Regions from separate parts of the Mus musculus genome. Here regions 1 and 3 are each linked to region 2. Evidence: chromatin contacts called from ENCODE Hi-C or POLR2A ChIA-PET data. All regions are on one chromosome and are shown on one strand. The core of a region is the stretch at or near the end of the contact, and the rest is flanking DNA. Distances in the headings are between cores, read along the strand shown. Region 1 overlaps Gm36660 (a long non-coding RNA gene). Region 2 overlaps Gm36660 (a long non-coding RNA gene). Region 3 has its middle 17 kb from the start of Gm36834.

What was found. Hi-C counts contacts between places; a loop is a spot of excess contacts on that map. ChIA-PET counts read pairs that join two places held with the same protein, here RNA polymerase II (POLR2A).
Region 1: a loop to region 2 is called in a map of heart, with 1.8 times the contacts of the local background. The contact joins two enhancer-like sites. A Hi-C loop is called at or near these places in 2 of 37 maps with a recorded cell type or tissue (both heart). POLR2A ChIA-PET finds 5 or more read pairs at or near these places in 2 of 5 experiments (both embryonic stem cell).
Region 3: a loop to region 2 is called in a map of v-Abl transformed pro-B cells, with 2.5 times the contacts of the local background. The contact joins two enhancer-like sites. A Hi-C loop is called at or near these places in 3 of 37 maps with a recorded cell type or tissue (CH12.LX, heart and v-Abl transformed pro-B cells). POLR2A ChIA-PET finds 5 or more read pairs at or near these places in 2 of 5 experiments (both embryonic stem cell).

The regions. Positions count from the first base shown.
Region 1 is chr12:80,020,569-80,024,474 of GRCm38, forward strand. It overlaps Gm36660 (a long non-coding RNA gene), which reads right to left. Exons shown (of 4, transcript XR_872852.1): 4 at 1-1,386. All of the region lies in intron 1 of Gm36834 (a long non-coding RNA gene), which reads left to right. Among named protein-coding and RNA genes, the nearest start is that of Gm36834, 3.0 kb to the left of the region's middle. Within about 2 kb of position 2,647, at least 2 of the 3 ENCODE cell types and tissues checked have a DNase peak (open chromatin) inside an H3K27ac peak, as active enhancers do; they include heart, where a contact is called at or near this core.
Region 2 is chr12:80,060,992-80,064,547 of GRCm38, forward strand. The region is part of intron 3 of Gm36660 (a long non-coding RNA gene); the gene reads right to left. Among named protein-coding and RNA genes, the nearest start is that of Gm36660, 23 kb to the right of the region's middle. RefSeq lists an enhancer at 1-3,556. Within about 2 kb of position 1,718, at least 3 of the 3 ENCODE cell types and tissues checked have a DNase peak (open chromatin) inside an H3K27ac peak, as active enhancers do; they include heart, where a contact is called at or near this core.
Region 3 is chr12:80,000,890-80,004,802 of GRCm38, forward strand. No RefSeq gene overlaps it. Among named protein-coding and RNA genes, the nearest start is that of Gm36834, 17 kb to the right of the region's middle. Within about 2 kb of position 1,804, at least 2 of the 3 ENCODE cell types and tissues checked have a DNase peak (open chromatin) inside an H3K27ac peak, as active enhancers do; they include heart, where a contact is called at or near this core.

The DNA.
Region 1 (3,906 bases), core at 1,397-3,896, 39 kb before region 2:
TACCATCACACTCAGATGCTGTGTGTGGCTCTGAACTGAAGTCCTCATGATTGCTGCCCACTGGGTCACCTGTCCTGTCCCCTTTGCTTCTTTTAAAAAAGAGATGCCTGTACTGAATTGAAAGAAATGTTAGTCCCTACCAGCATATCTGGGTAATAGGATTATGGAACATTTTTATATTCTTCATGCTTTCCTTACTTAAAAATATTTTAAAGAGGAAAGCAGCTTTTCTTTTTCTTTTTTTTTTTTTCTTTCTGGGATTGTTTAGTCCCATTTGGCCTCTAAAGACAGAACAATGCAGTAGACCGTTAAAGGGCCAGGCTGGAGAACTGTCTCTAAAGAGGATGCCTGAATTTCAAGAAAGGATGATGTCCCTGTCTTCTGTCAAGAGACACGGGGCACAATGATCAGAGAAATAGGCCAAAAGCTAAGACAAGGGAAATGGGGTTCCTGGGCTAACAGAAAGCCTAAATAACTTCTGTGGACTCTCACTCTTTCATAGTTTTGACGTTTTTTTCTGAACTCTTGGGGATTCACTTCTCGGGGACAGAAACCCAGCCACACAGGGTTAACCCTTGCGTTTTGCTTCACTGAGCATGGTGTGGGGGTGAGAGCAGAGGGGGCCCAGCCCAGCCCCGGCTCCAGGCAGCATTAATAAAATGCAGGTGTTTGTACAGTTGCTTTAAAAGAGAGCGGGGAAGAAAGAGTCTCAGCTGCAGGAAGCATATAGAAATGAGCAGGGTTCAGTGGAGAAGAATGTGCAGGCAAGTCATGAGAACGCATTTTGCAAAGTGGGCTGGATTTGGGTGACTGGAATGCAATGATTGCTGATACAGGGCTGTGTGTGTGTGTGTGTGTGTGTGTGTGTGTGTGTGTGTGTGTGTGCACATGCCTGTACAGACAGGATTCTATTCTTACATAGACATATACTATCACCATACATCTTTTCCCAGAAGCACCTCAGACATCTTGGATTTGGCCTTCCCTCGCTATGACCCAGGATTGGTTGCTACAGACCCCACCACCAAGGGGCTGCCTTTTCTCTGCCTTTTCCTTTCTCTGGACTTCACACCCTGCCCATCTTCCCCACCACCATCCCTTTCCCTCTGAGGCTTCCCAATGGCTGTTTCTAGTTGGCCTCCGGTGTCTTCATCTCCCCTCTGCTCTATCTCCAAGTCAACACTCAGGAGCCCGGTTTCCTGTTTTCAGAGCCCACTTCTGTGGCCATAGCAGAAAAGAGTCCTTGGGCATCTATAGCTCTGCGCCAGTGGCTATTCAGCTTCTGTTGCTCGTGTGCTGGCCTCCAGGAGCCTCCTGAGATTCCTGTGCTGGTTTATAATGAAGCAGGTGAGGGAGCTGCATCCTCTTGGCCACTCAAGGCAGGATCTGAGTGAAGAGAAACAGAGGTGATTACCCTGAGACCTGGGCAGTAGCTCCAAAGACAGCTGGGTTCAATTATGGTCCCCCTGTCCTCCTTCCATCTCCTATGATAAAGGAGGTTGAAGCTGGTTACGCCTGTGGTTTACATTGTTTGGGTCCTGGTCTGAAATCCATTGAGGAATAAGGTTATAGCCATTTGATGACACAAGAAAGAAACTGGGTGATCCAGGTGGGGCCCCAGACGGAGGTAAAGTTCTTCAAATGGAAGTGGGTTCCTGAGTTCATGAGGAGAGAGGACCAGGGACATATGCTGAGAGGCGTAGGGCTCAGCTGCTGCTAATCCTATGCTGACCCTGCCTGTAGTGTGTACGTGTGCAGGACTAATGTGCTCTCCAGAATCCAGAGCCCAGAGGTCACGAGGAGATCAGGGGCTGGCAGGAACGCATCAGCTACCCTCTCCCTCAGCCCAGACAGAAATAACACTCTGGAGGATCAAGCTTTTACATTCTCACCTCTCCCATCCACCAAACTGGAGTCAGCAGATGGGAAGAGCGGGGCAATCAGATTGGCATTTAGCAGCACAGTCTGTGCCTGGGTCAGCCTTGGGGGGAGGGGGTGGGCTTCAGGACTAGCTGCCAGCCCACTAGGGAACTTTAAGCACTCCCCAATAAAGTTTCTGCAGCTGCAGTGCCCCAGGAGAGCGAGCCTGAGATACCTAAGATTTGAGCTAGCAGGGATGACAGTGGCAAACACCTTGGAAAATCCAGGATGAGCACTCTCCAAACCAGCATCATATGTCTTGGAGAGCCCCGGCCTCTCCTCCCTTCTGGGAGTCCCGGTAGGGGACAGCCTTGCAACTTCAGGACCGCACCCCTGTCTGAAAATCTTATGGAGCCCCTCCCCCACCCGCCCTGTGACAGGGGTCAGCAAGCCACAGATGTTTCTAATGAAGGTCCCAGACCCTGCCAGGAGGTAACAGGCAAACCACACAGCCCTGGATCCCACAAGGGGCCACAGCCCCCGGACCTACGAAAGCACACGCTGCCCAGTGAATGAGACCCACACTCTGGCATTCTCAGTTCTTTTCAGGAAATTGCCAACTTAGCCCTTGGCTTTCTCCTATCCCGCGCCCTCCCCGTTTCCGTAGTAACACCCCCCACCCCACCCCACCCCACCCCCGCGCGCGCCCACCCTCCGGAGCCCCTCCCCTTGCTGCCTGCCCCCTCCTCTCTTCTCCACCCTCGGGTCTCATCAGTCTGGGTGGGAACCAGGATTAGAGTGCCTGGGGACTGGGCCGCTTTTCCCAGGGCCGCTATGCTTTCCTGATGTCTTTGCAGCCGCAGGCTCCTGCCCCAAGCTTTTCAAGTCCCCAGACTTAATGAGCGGTCCTGGGTTTCCTCCTCTTCCCTTTCTCTGCCTCCAATAAAGTGAGAGAATTAACCCAGGTTTTAAGTGCCCGGGTTCCAAGTTGCATATCAAAGGGGGCTTCCCCAAGCTGCTTCTGCATTTCAAAGGGGCTGATTTACGCTTTCACTTAAACCCACACTTTTTGGGGTAAGAGTTTTACTGAGAGGTCAAACTCTGGAAAAACAAATGGATCCCCATTCACCCCTCCTGGGGTGCGCTGGGCCATTGGTGTATAAACTGCCCACAAGAAAGGTGGGAAAAAGGCTGCTCAGAAGCCAGGGCCCAGATCACCCCTGTTCCCGTGGGGTTTGCCTTTAGGAAGTGGGAGGGAGCACCGTCGGATCCTCCCAGCTGCTACAGGCCCTGTGTGATGGAACTAGTCAAATCCTAAACTCTGTGGCTGCTTCCTGCCCCTCCCAAGTCTGTTAACTACCATATACTGGGCCTTTCCTGCTTTATTTCCTTCTAACTGCAAAGCCCCTGACAATATTTAGCTACCATAGACCCGAATCAGTTTCCGAACACCAGCTTTCTCACACCCTCATAAAGCATTTCCACCCCAAATCCACTCACTCCACAACCTCTGCCATCATCCTACCCCACCTCAATTCACTCCTTGCTATGACTTCCTGATCCTTGAGGTCCTTCTCCCAACATCTCACCCCAGAGCCCACCTCCATGAAGTATCTTGAGAGATTCTGATCTCCACCATAAATGTGAAGACGTTCTTACCATGATTTAACACAGACCTGGTCCTTAAGCTTTCTCCATCATTAAGTCCCTGCGGAACGTGCAAGCAGTCAATGAAGCAGTCCTTGAGAGGGGCCAAGGAGATGATACAGCATCCTTGAGGAACATCTTAGGCATAATCGAGGGGTCAGAGCTGGAGAAGCATGGTGTAGTTTCCCCTTAAGGGTTGCATCTGTGTTTCCTTCTCTCACCTCGCCACCCGAATATTCATTTATGTAGTCACACAGAGCCATGTGCTGGCAGAAGACCTTACTAAGCACCTTCTGTATGTCAGGGGATTGAGACCAGAGAGCCGGTAATGAACTACAGTAAAACAAGATGAAAACCCCATCTCCCATGAAAAGGCTGTCAGTGTGTATAACCACAACT
Region 2 (3,556 bases), core at 468-2,967:
CTCAGGACTGCTTCCTTATCAGGACCCTGCCACCCAGGTGTTTCCTCATCTTAGAATCCACCCTCTAGGTTTCCTCAAATTGTGTCTTTCAGATGGTACCCACCCTGACCTGGTGAGTGACAGGAAGTACTTCAGAGTGATGGCCCCAGCCACCTCTCAGGAAAAACACAGTGACCTCCCACACCCAACCTCCACTTTCAGGGCCTCTGATAGAAGCAGAAGCTTCCAGAAACAGCCATGAGTCCCATATATTGTCTCTAAGACCTGTCTGTCTAAAATAGGAAGGTTGATTTTTGGCTTTGATTTTTATTTTCTTTTTAAGACAAGTTCTCATATAGCCCAGGCTGGCCCTGAGTCAAGGATAGCCCAACTGTGATGTTCCTACCACCACAATACTGGGATTACAGGCTTGTGCCATTCAAGCCCAGTGTGTGTGGTGGTAGAGAACAAACCCATGGTTTCCTGCATGCTAGGTAAGCACTCCACCTACTGAGCTACATCCCCAGCCCCTGGTGTGTGTGTGTGTGTGTGTGTGTGTGTGTGTGTGTGTGTGTGCGCGCGTGCGCACGCATGTGTACATATTTTTAAAACTCCTAAATAGTGTGCTGACTTACACCACTCATGCATGCTCTTTATTATGCACCCTCAGTCTCCTTTGGAAGATGTCACACTACACTTTCAGAGACATTATAGAAGGTTTGTCTGTCAGTGCCAGGTCAAAGCCCCACAGGTTAGGGTCCCAGAGAGGATCACACCAAGAGTCCCAGTACCTCCCTCTCACTTCTATGGACGTGCTGGGACCTCACATCCCAAAGTCCTGGGACCAAGTCTCCTGGCCTTATCTTTTCTTTTCACTGAGCCTCCATGCTTGTGTCCACCATGTGGACAGCTTTTAAGCCCCTCTCACAAAGCCTGGTGCTTGAGACAAAGTTAGCCAGGTTCTGCTCTTTGTCCACATTTCAACAACTCTTCTGCCTGATATTAAAAATAGCTTTGTCTGGTCGAGTGAGATCAGGCCAGGAGACAGGCGCCTGCTGTTCTAATCTCAGCCTCACAAATAGCTCTTGATGCGCTTGAGTTTCCCTCAGCACCTTCAGGGGCTCCGACTGCAACAGGGGCCTGCTTAGTTACCTCTGAAGGTGAGATTCCTCTATGCTGCTCCTGAGGTCCACAAGAGGCCTGTGCACGTGCACACACACACACACACACACACACACACACACACACACACACACACATTCCTGTTACGGACCTTTTTGGTGCCTCAGAACTAAGCCGCCATTGAGAGCATTCACCACACTCCGGGTATCCTATATTTCCCAGGCCAGAACCTACAAAAGCGTCCCTTGAGAGTTAAACTCAAACATCTATAGTAAACAGGCTGCCCCTCCCTGTCTGCCCCCTCCTCCATTCCCCACCCCTAATTCCACCTCCCTGTCTTTCCCCCAAGCCCATCTTGTACTCTGTGAAAAACCATAGACCCTTTGGTTGCCAAGGGAACCAAGCCTTTCATTCTGTTCCAGTGACTGGCTGGTTGGGGCTGAGGGGTAGGGCAACAACTGGTGCCCAGACCTTTGGAGCACACACACCCCCTCACAATGCCCCCCTTTTTTTCAAAGGAGGAGGGGTGGATTGCACCCCAGTTGCTTTTTCACCCAAGCCCAGCTGGGTGAGACAGAGCCCTTGGGCTCTCAGGAGTTCCTTGGCTGCCACTTCGGGGGGAATCCATGCTCCCCAGGCCCTTCTCTGGCCCTGGCCCTTTCCAGAGGACAATAGCCTCCACGCAAGGGAAAATTCCATCGCCCAGGGTTCAAGTCTCCAAGGAGTTGCTGGGGCCTCTGTTTAGCCTAGAGTGGGCTCTGAGGAGCCGCTGCAGCTGTCTGGCTTGTTTCCCCCTCTTGCTGTGTTTTCTCTTTAACCCCTGAGCTGCCAAGGGGCTGTTTTACCCCAACCCCCAGACAGTGCCTGGGAACTAAGAGAGGAAAGAAATAAGGCTTTGTTCCCTGGGGGAACTAATTGGGAAAGAGCAGCAGTGTGGCCTACAGGGAGAACACTCCCACCTCTGCACATCTTCACTGAAACCAGCAAGCAGGAGCTAGGAGCAAGGGGCTACAGAAAACCAGGGCTGCTCAAGCTGCTGAGAGCCATTTTTCTCAAACTCGGAAGACGTTGGGTGGGTGTGGGGGGTGGAAAGCTGCAAAGGTCTCCATCTTCCCAGCTCAAGGCCCTAAGCCAACACCTGCTTTTCTCCCCCTGCTGTTTCTTCCAAGATCTGCACACACACAAAAAAAACAACAACTCTGGAATAAAAATAGAAACTGGGGAGACCAAGGCATCCTGTTTCAAAATACTAGATTGGTAAGTGAGAAATATCTAGCAACCCCATGTCAATGCTTAACCTCTAAAAACCAGTTTTTTGTTTAGGAATTTTACTTCATTGCACATCAGTAGCAATCAATACAAAGGTTTTCTCACAAACCAAAAGTTCTGCTATGTATCTTAAGATGGGGCGAATTCTATGTACAGATCCTTAAGGTACTGAAACATTATTCTGACCCCTATAGGAGTAGAATACATTTCTAAGCAACCATCAATGCTTCCACGTATGCAGCCAAGCCAGCCAACCATGGCCATTGATCAAGAACATTTGAGAAAAGAACTTACTCTCACACTGAGACAATAGTGCAAAGATTGTCTCCGTGCTGGGAAACACCTCCTCCCCTCTCCGGGAAGGAGAGTTCTGATCCAGATATGAAGACAGCTGGGGTCTAACACAGAACTCAGAGGTTCACCCTGGCCCTAGGAGAATACAGATTGGTGCACACAGCAGGGAAGCCCAGGCCTGTTGGGTTCCTCCTGCTCTCAGCAGCCACATCTCCGGTTCACCCTCTAGTACCCGATCCTGTTGACCCACAGCCCCACCCCCACCCTGTCCTGCAGCAGTCTAGCCTTTCTCTGTTGTGGCAAGGCTGCATTTTTCCCCCAGGAAACTATTGTGCAAAAAAAATGAAGCAACACAAAGCACAGAAGTGTACATGAGCCTTTTAGGGTTCACATCTAAACCAGAGGAATTTCTCAACAAAAGCATTGAGAGGAAGGTGAAATCAACCCGACACTCAGAACACTTGAACTGGGCTGTAGCCCCTAGTCCCAACATTTCATACTCTCTCCATGCGTGCGATCAAGCAGATGGAGCCCTGGCTCCTGACCCTCCATCCACACTCCCGTTAAGAGCTTCAGTGGCCAGAACAGACACTGAAAAAGTCTATGGGGAGTAGATTTTACTCACAGCTCTGAGATAGATCATCTCAGAGGTGGGCATGCTGCTGCATATCATAACTAAAATAAACAAAAAACAAAAAAACAAAACAAAACAAAAAACCTATCCCCACACAAACACACACAAGTGTTGACTCCGCATTGGATCATCTCCATAATTTCTTTTAGCTCTAAAGAAAGAGCTGACTGTTGAGAGACTGGCCAGGGCTAGGGTGGAGCCTAAATGTGCCATGTTCAGAGCAAAGGCTTTGACTAGTGCCAGATCCTTTTCAAGTTG
Region 3 (3,913 bases), core at 554-3,053, 60 kb before region 2:
GTCACACTCCACTTTGTGTACCCAAGAAAGTTGCTGCTCCCTCGTCTCAGGCATGTGTAGTTCACTATGGTTTACTCCCTTTCCTCGGGAGTAAAAAGTCTACGGTCACAAATGGCTCCTACTTTTCCCTAGTGTGTTCATCTAAGTTCTTCAGAGATTAGAACCAAGTAGATCTCTGTTTTGCTTTGATTTTGTGTTTTAAATATTTTTTGTTACTGTACAAAATAATGGATTTTGCTGTGGCATTTTCATATGTATATATTGGTATTTACTCACATAATAGTATTTAGGGGTGTGGGGGGGGATGGATTTTCAGTCAAGATTCCACTGTGTGTGTGTATGCCACATTTCTTTATCCATCCATCTGTTTGTTTGGTTTGAGACAGGGACTTACTATGCAATTAGGGTAGCCTCAATTCACTATGTATCCCAGGCTAGCCTCCAACTACCTATCTTCTGACCTTCATCCTCTGAATACTATGATTATTGGCCTATGCCAGGATGTCCAACCTAGATTTCTCTATTTCTTTATCTACTTTTTTCCTGAGCAAGCACCATCAGAGGGTTTGACCTGCTATCATCAGCCAACAGCTAGGAAACCTGAAAAGCATCCTCAGAAGAGAGAGGATGCCCACCCCTTGCCCCCCATACATACTATGAACTGAATGGTTGTGTGGACGGGCAGGACCTGCAACTTGAGCTCATCAAGAAACCTGAAGCACAACAAGGGTTTGGGGCCCTCAACAGTGCTGATCTCTTCTATTCTAGTTGAAATTAGAAAGAAGGTGTCCTTGCTGTGGTCTAGAAACAGAATCTTAGCTGTTGAGAATGAGCACAACTTAAAACTCCTTCACACACACACACACACCCGGCCTGCTATGCATGACCTGCGATCATGGGTGAGACTGCTTGGTATTTTCATACTCATGGAAACAGGGCCCTGTTGATCTCAGAGGCTCCCAGATTAAGCCTGAGTCTCTATTTTTAATCTCTCCGGAAATAAGCAAAAAAAGAGAAGTCTAATTTCAAACAGACTGGACTTTACATAGGAAATATGTAGGTCCCCTGAGACTCCTAGAAATTGTCTGAAACCCAAAGGCCCCACTTGCTTCCCCCACACCCCCTCTCCAGAGCACTAGGCCACGCCCAGGAGGCCTGGGGCTGCAAGAGAGAGTGTTTGCAATCAAAAGTCCAACCTTGGCTTGGACTGGCCAAACCAGCCCAGCCAGCTAGCCTACTGTGCCTGAGGGCAGGGGTTCTGGGTGAAGAAAGAAAGGCATTTGCCCACAGCCTGCACCCTGGCTTTGGGAGGATTCTTCTCTCACCCCCATTGCTTTTGAGTTTTCTGGTTTTTTCCTCTACTCTGAGGCTTGTCAAGTTCCAGGCAAGAAAGCATAAAAGGATTCCAAACAGCACCATCAAGCCCACCACTCTCTCTCTCTCTCTCTCTCTCTCTCTCTCTCTCTCTCTCTCTCTCTCTCTCACACACACACACACACACACACACACACACACACACACACACACACACACACAAACACACTTCCTACTCCACAGCATTCCCATCAAAATCCAATTGCACACAGTTCTGGGATCTGGAGCCAAATGAGGCCCAGTAAAAGCTTTGAAACCATTCACATGGCCCCTAGCCCTCCATAAGAGTTCCATAGTTAAAGTTCCAGCCAGAATCCTGGGCCTTGCTGGCAACCCGTGCTGCTGGGTCACTGTGGGAGGTGGGACAGGGCCCTGTAGCCTGCTGTGCCTCAGTTTCCCTGCCTGTCAGTTTAGACAACCATGACGATGGCTAATTCTGAATTGTCTGCCTGCTGGTGGGATCAGGCACTGAGGGGGGCTCAGATTTATGGCATGGAAGTCTAGGAATGAGCCAAAGTGGAGGGACTAAATTGGGTTGGGTGCCCGGCTCCCAGAAAGGCAGCCAGGGAAAATTAGACACGCTGCTGAGAGAACTATCCCGATGACTTCACAGAAGGCTCCTGCTCAGAAACAGCCACTGTGTTATTGTAACTTTCACAGCCTGGGCCAAGCTCTTCCTGGTAACGGGAAGTTTGGGATTGAAGTCGTCCGTGTACCCGGCTGTTACCGAGGTCACCCTGGGAGCTGGGGCTCTTCCAAAGGAAGCCAGCATGGGGCTTCTGGGCTTGGCGGAGTGGCTGGACAGATGGACAGTCTCTGAGTAAAAAAGTCATGGTTGTAAGGCAGGCGGGGAGGCGTGGCAAGCCCCCCTGCTGCAGCTACCTTGGTGGGAGTAAGTCTTTATGGCGTACCTCTGCCACAAAGCCTCTTGGTCTCCAGAAGCCATGTTCGCAGCAGTAAGCCAAGAGCCCAGACAGAGAAAGGGCCCAAGAACTACTACCATAGCTCCCCCACATACACCAACCCCCGGACCACAAACCTCCAGGCCCACATAATTCCCAGCAATGGATTTTCTTCTTATCCACTAAACCCTGTCCATTGCCCTTCTAGCCATTTGCTCTTTTTAATCTTCCTTTTATGCAAAAAATAAACAGCTCCGTGAAGTTTCATCCCACCCTTGTCTTCCATCGGCGTGCTTCAAATGATTACGAGAAAGCTTGGTTCACGTCGTCCAGCGAACCAGTCTAACTAGGGTTTGCCTCGTGGATGTCTACCCCTGAACTGATTTTTTTTTTCTTTCCCACCACTGCCGGCTCTCAGCCACTCATCCATCTCCTGCTCATCTCTGTTGGAAACGCGACCAGCCAGGACCAGCCAAGCCAAACAGGTGTCAGTACGCACTCAGACTCTCCAAGGATGAGAGCTCTTCTGTGGCTACCAGATTGTACCCTGACGCTGGCCAGCTCCTGGCGTCTGCCCCTGGCCCTCCCAAGATGGCAGTCTATGGGGACATAGTTCAGACACTCGATCTGGTTTCTTCCAAGTCTGGTTCCATTGGCAAAATGAAACTCCCTGCCAAGAGAAAGCCAGCTTGTCTTGTCTACGAGGCACCCATGGTACCTGGCAAGTCACCCACGCTGAGATGGCAAAGGACCCTTGGAGACTTCCACACTTGGTGAGCCATTGTGAGGAGGGAGGGAGACAAAAGGAAGATTCCCGAAGCAAATGTCAGATGCTCATAACACAGTCTTATTCTAGAAAACAGCACATGGGGCAAAGATGCAATGACAAACATAAAACAACTAGTTCTTGCAAAAGGAAGGAAGGGCAGGAGATTGTACACAGGACCTTAAAAATGTAAAGCTTCCCATAGCATGGTTGTCTCACCTCTCCAGTCTGTGTGCTACTCCTCTCTTCTGCCCACCTGAATTCACATTCACAGGCTTACACACCTGGGGGACTACTATCCCTGCCTACTTTGTTGCTGTCACCCATCTTCCAGTTTCCAACTCTGTCCTCTCTGGCATCTCATCCCGCTCCCTAACAAACCTTCCAGAGGCCTGGAGATACATTGCCTCTTCCCTCCGCCTCACATCCTGGCTACTTCCTCCCTACACTTTGTTTCCACATCAGTGGCTACCCCTATCTGTCCTCTGATGCAGATGCACAGGGCCTTGCCTTTCTAATGAGTCTCTGTATCTCCAACCCTGTCTTAAAGTATTTTTGTATGCCCCAGGGACATCTCCACAGTGCTCTGAACACTGTCAGACCTTGGACAGTGCTTACGTAGTTGACTGATTATCCAAAATGGATTTTGAGGGAACAAATGGATACAGAGTCATGAGGAACTATGGAAAAGTTAAATGAAGCTGTGAGCCTGGGACCGGGCAGTTCCTTCTTGGGGGCAGTAGTTTAATGGGTTTTCCATTCTAGGCAATCCCCTGATAGCCCTAGAATCCCACAGAGACCCAAGGAGGGAGGTGGCTGGGTGAACTGTGTGCTCTGCAATCAAGCAAGACCATAAATGCAGATCCAGGCA